2 separate regions of the Homo sapiens genome follow, and region 1 is linked to region 2. The links are chromatin contacts, found by Hi-C or POLR2A ChIA-PET in ENCODE. All regions are on one chromosome and are shown on one strand. The core of a region is the stretch at or near the end of the contact, and the rest is flanking DNA. Distances in the headings are between cores, read along the strand shown. Region 1 has its middle 35 kb from the start of BCOR. Region 2 has its middle 24 kb from the start of MIR1587.

Region 1 (2,736 bases), core at 169-2,668, 320 kb after region 2:
TCTCTACTAAAAATACAAAATTAGCCAGGCGTGGTGGCACATGCCTGTAATTGAAGCTACTCAGGAGGCTGAGGCAGGAGAATCGCTTGAACCCAGGAGGCAGAGGTTGCAGTGAGCCAAGATCGCGCCATTGCACTCTAGCCTCGGCAACAAGAGCGAAACTCTGTCAGTAAAAGAGAAGAGAAGAGAAGAGGAGACAAGACTGAGAAAAACGGTCCCTATGGCCCAGTAGACATGAACAACTGCAAGCGACTGGAGACCTGGCACCTGGCACTGGCTTTACCCTGTTAGCCTCCAGGCCTCAAATTAGAAGGAGGAGGGGAACTCATGCTTGTCCAGCACTTCAGCAAGATCATCTCACTGAATCCTCATAACAACCCCATGAGATACCGTGGTGGTTTTAAACACGCCCGCTAGTTATTCGACACTCTTCCCACCAAGAGGTGTGGTCTCTGTCTCTACTTCTAGAAGTCTGGGTGGGCTTGTGACTGCTTTCAACACAACAGAAGTGACACTCTGAGACTTGTAAGACAAAGGCAGAAGAAGCCATGCAGCTTGCTCCTGGCTCTTTTTGGGGCACTTGCTCTGAGAGAAGTCAGTAAGAAGTCTACTGCCATGGCAGAGACTCACAACATAGGTGCCACAGTCAACAGCCCAGCAGAGCTCCCAGCCAATAGCCAGCATCAACTGATTGCTACAGGAGTGTGCCATCTCGGATATCCTTCCGATGGCTGCAGCCCCTGTTGATGTGTGACTGCAACCGAATGAGATATCCCAAGTGAGAAGTACCCAGCTGAGTCCGTTCCAGAATTCCTAACCCACAGAATTGTGAACAAAATCAAAGAGTTGGGGTTTTTTTTGTTTGTTTTTGAGACAGTATCACTCTGTCACCCAGGCTGAAGTGCAGTGGTGGGATCTCAGCTCACCACAGCCTCGACCTCCAGAGCTCAAGGAATCCTCTCACCCTAATTTTTGTATTTTTGTAGAGACAGGGTCTCCCCATGTTGCCCAGGCTGGTCTCCAACTCCTAGGCTCAATTGACCTACCCGCTTCGGCCTCCCAAAGTGCTGGGATTACAGGCATGAGCCACCAAACCCGGCCAAAGAGTTGTTTTAAGTGGCAAAGTTCTGGGGTAATTTGTTGCATGGCACTAGTCACAAAACAGATCCGTGGTGTTCCCACTTGAAACTGAGGTGCAGAGGGGCTGAATAACTTGCCCATGGTCACACACCTGGTAAGTGGCAGAACTGAGACTCAAACCTGGTCTCTCAGAATCCAAATCATAGCCCCTTCTCACGGTGCCCCCCTAACATTTTCTCACTTCCAAGAAGAGAACATTCTTTTCAGACTCGACTAGTTTCCAAACCTGGCTGTGCGTCAGAGTCAGCAGTGGCGTGTTAAAGATAGAGATTTCCAGGCCCCACCCCAGGCCTAGTGAGTCAGTATTTTCAGGCGTGGGGCCAGGACTCTGAATTCTGAACTGGCACCCCAGGTGACCCTGAAGCAGTTAGTGCGTGAACCGGACAGTGAAACCCACTGCTCAGCCAGGTTATTACAGAAAACTGGAGGGGACCAGCAAGGTTTTCTTCAAAATATAGCAGTTTCAGAAAATCCCTCATGATCTGAGCTCATCTGCTTCAATTTCTTTTTTTTCTTTTTTTCTTTTTTTTTTTTTTTTGAGATGGAGTCTCGCTCTGTCGCCCAGACTGGAGTGCAGTGGCATGATCTCAGCTCACTGCAACCTCCGCCACCTGGGTTCAAGTGATTCTGCTGCCTCAGCCTCCTGAGTGGCTGGGATTACAGGCACATGCCACCACACCTGGCTCATTTTTGTATTTTTAGTAGAGACAGGGTTTCACCATGTTGGTCAGGCTGGTCTCGAACTCCTGACCTCGTGATCCACCCTCCTCGGCCTCCCGAAGTGCTGGGATTACAGGCGTGAGCCACCGCCCCCGGCCATCTACTTCAATTTCAACTTTTTTTTTTTTTTTTTCTTTTTGGAGACGGAGTCTCGCTCTGTCGCCCAGGCTGGAGTGCAGTGGCGCTACCTCGGCTCACTGCAAGCTCCGCCTCCCGGGTTCATGCCATTCTCTTGCCTCAGCCTGCCGCATAGCTGGGACTACAGGCGACGGCCACCACGCCCGGCTAATTTTTTTGTATTTTTAGTAGAGACGGGGTTTCACTGTACTAGCCAGGATGGTCTCAATCTCCTGACCTCGTGCTCTGCCCGCCTCGGCCTCCCAAAGTGCTGGGATTACAGGCGTGAGCCACCGCGCCCGGCCTCAATTTCAACCTTCTTGGCCCTAACATCTGGGGAGTCTTTTCTACTCCCACACCACTAAGAGACAGAAATTGATGGGAGGCTATCCAACCAGTAAGTACACTCATGTGTATTAACACCTTGCTAGGCTCTGTGGTCCCTGTGCTCTAAGAACTTACAACTGAAGCGAGGAGATAAGGCGTAAAGTCATTTCAGAGCAACCAAATGATAAGTTTTGTGGCTGTGACAATAAGCACAAAGGCATCTGGGAGAATTAGACTGAAATGTAACCCCCTAGAAATTTGGGAGGGGCTCCGCAGAGGAGGTGGGGCCTGGAGCTGGGAGTCAGGGTGAGCAGGGGGATCACTCCAGGCAGGGGGCTCAGGGGCTGAGGCTCCCTCCCAGGGCAGAACAAGCAGGAGGGCATGAATGGGTAGAGGGACTCACTGGGCTGCCCCAGGGGTGTGCTCTGTGGC
Region 2 (2,700 bases), core at 93-2,592:
CGTGCTATGTGTTTATAGGCATTATCTCATTATCCCCATCTCACATGAGGTGAGGTGGGGAGGAAACAGGCTCGGAAGGGTAAAGGAATCTGCCCATAGTTCTACCACCAGTAAGTGAGGGACACGAACACATGCCTACCTGCTTCCAAAGCGCTTGCCCTTCCTCACTTTTCCAGCCCAAACTGGGACACAGGAGCAACTTAAGAAAGTAGGCTGGGGGAAAACTTGACCTGATGCAGGAACATATAAATTATATTAAGAAATGCCACAGGTCACACCTCAGTCACAATCACAGGAACGCAAGACCTTTATGCCATGAATCTTCCCTGACCACCAAAATTTAGGAATTAAGAATCTGCTTCTTAGGATTTTTTTTTTTAATCCTGTGCTTGGTCCACAGGAATGGACACTCCCTCCTGGCCAGCTTGCCCACCCTCCAGGCCACAGTTTGCACACTGTTTGTCTCCCCGAGAAGAGCTACCCCTCCCTCCCTGGCTTATGCTGGGCTTTGTGCGAGATGGACCCTGAGATGGTGACTGGTGTATAGGATCCTGATTGGAGGCTGCTGTCAGGAACAATGCCTGTGAGGGAGAAAGGGCTGCAGGATGGGGCAGAGGGAGAAGCTGAACTACAGTGCAGTTGCAACAGAGGCCTCAGTCAACTCCAAGGCAAGTTCTGGGGCTGGGATGGCCCTTCAGAGATGTCCTAAATTGAGGCAAAGGGGTAAGTCCTTGCATAGTCTCCCCCGCCTATAAACCAGTCATTGAATGAGTTGCCCTCCCGGAAGGTGGCAGGGCGCTCCCTTGGACAAGGCAGCTCAGCCAGCTCCTATCAGCTAAGGACAATTCCAAGTGGGCAGCGGTCCCCACCCAAACCTTTGAAGGGGGTAGTTATATGGTGTGCTCCTGAATCCACCATCCCATCCAACAAAACTCCTGCTCATCCTTCAGTTGGCAGCTCAAGCTTGACCCATTCTTTCTGAACTCCTAGCCACTCCCTGAGCCCCTAGACTCGCCACTATTTCCATCCGCAATGATGGCCCTGCTTCAGAAATGTCAGATAACTCCTTACCCTCCATCTCTAGACAGTGAGAAATGGAGATCACCTTTACCACCTGTTCCTGGCACAAAGAAGCCTCCCCTAGGTGCTGAGTAGATGGATGTTGCATGGGAGGTGCCAGCAGGCCCACGGGAATGTTCCAGCTTCCACAATTTCCTCTCTATCAGTGACTCAAAGTGTCTACGTTGTTTCTGCCGATGACATACAAGCACAGAGAAAGCTTGCTCCCACAGCCAACCTGGCAACCTCTCTTGGGCTCAGGCCAAGAAAGTCCTGTCCTTGTTCCCTTCCCTGTCCAGTGTTCTGCTGTAAGTCCACTTCCTAGCTAAGAGGGCCAAGCACATTTAGAAGCCTCCGTGCCAGGGAAAGCCCAATGCCATTGCCAACTGCACTACATCGCCGTTCTTCTGAAGGAAATTACTATTGATCCCACAGCTCTCCTCCCCATGCTGTTTGCCGGGGACAGCCAAGGATTCCCGTGCCAGCTGGGCTCCCACACGGCTCGACTGTTCCTGCACCAGATGGCCAGACCAACACCCTCTGGCTGCCGCACGCTCCCTGGGAGACGAGGCTCTGACGTCTATCAGCCTGGCTTTTTGTGCACAGGGACGCCGGGGTCAGGGATTACAGGGCCAATCACATTACACTAAAAATCTCTGCACAGCGTAAAGATTTCCAAATCCCAGTGGTTATCAGTGTAACCAACAAGGCAGGGAAACTGTTTCTATAGCCTTAACTTTCACTGCTCTTTTCACAAATATCAGTTGAATGCCTCCGTGGTCTGAGGGATGCAATGGTAAACAAGACAGTCCCTACCCTCAAGCTAGTTATAGTCTACTGGGGTATAGGTTAGGTAACCATATCATTTATTGTTCAAACTAGGACACTTTTGAGAAAGTAAAAGGGGTGTTTTTATCGTTAAACCAGGGTAGTAGGCATAAATAAGGAGGTGTTCCAGGCAAACCAGGATGTTTGGGCACCCCAGATAGAGACACAGCATGACCAAAATGGGGGGGAGTTCAGGTCATGGGGGCATAGTACTGTTAGGTGGCGCCACAAGATGGCGCAATTGAAATACTCGTAGCTTTTCTTTGTTTTTGTTTTCTCTCTTGAAAACTAATTTTTCTTTCCATTGCCACAGAGCCAGTAGAACCCTTCCATGGTGTGCTGGAGCCAAAGGGTACTGGTTTGTGAGATCAGATCATCAAATTTTCAGGAATTTTTGCCAATTGGTTACTAAGCATAGCCATTAATAAAAATTAAAAGAAGTAAAATAAAAAATAGAATTATAATTAAAATAATTAAAATTTAAAATGGAGTAAGTCATATTAAAAACAAAGGTAATAAATACTGAAAACTCACACCTTCCTGACTGCTTTGCTACAGTTTACTATTATTTACTCTCATGAGGTTATTTACCCTTTCATGACTGTGTGGTAGAAATACTATGTAAAAGGCAGGGCATGGTGGCTCACACCTGTAATCACAGCACTTTGGAAAGCTGAGGCAGGTGGATCACGAGGTCAGGAGTTCGAGACCAGCCTGGCCAACATAATGAAACCCCCTCTCTACTAAAAATACAAAAATTAGCCAGGTGTGGTGGCGGGCACCTGTAGTCCCAGCTACTCTGGAGGCTGAGGC

The links. Hi-C counts contacts between places; a loop is a spot of excess contacts on that map. ChIA-PET counts read pairs that join two places held with the same protein, here RNA polymerase II (POLR2A). Pooled maps may share reads with other maps.
Region 1: POLR2A ChIA-PET joins it to region 2 with 10 read pairs in BJ. The contact joins two enhancer-like sites. A Hi-C loop is called at or near these places in 1 of 168 maps with a recorded cell type or tissue (endothelial cell of umbilical vein) and 8 of 50 pooled maps. POLR2A ChIA-PET finds 5 or more read pairs at or near these places in 1 of 52 experiments (BJ).

The regions. Positions count from the first base shown.
Region 1 is chrX:40,131,478-40,134,213 of GRCh38, forward strand. It overlaps a transcript of BCOR not described here. Among named protein-coding and RNA genes, the nearest start is that of BCOR, 35 kb to the left of the region's middle. Within about 2 kb of position 1,419, at least 12 of the 41 ENCODE cell types and tissues checked have a DNase peak (open chromatin) inside an H3K27ac peak, as active enhancers do.
Region 2 is chrX:39,812,474-39,815,173 of GRCh38, forward strand. No RefSeq gene overlaps it. Among named protein-coding and RNA genes, the nearest start is that of MIR1587, 24 kb to the right of the region's middle. RefSeq lists an enhancer at 2,183-2,242. Within about 2 kb of position 1,343, at least 15 of the 41 ENCODE cell types and tissues checked have a DNase peak (open chromatin) inside an H3K27ac peak, as active enhancers do.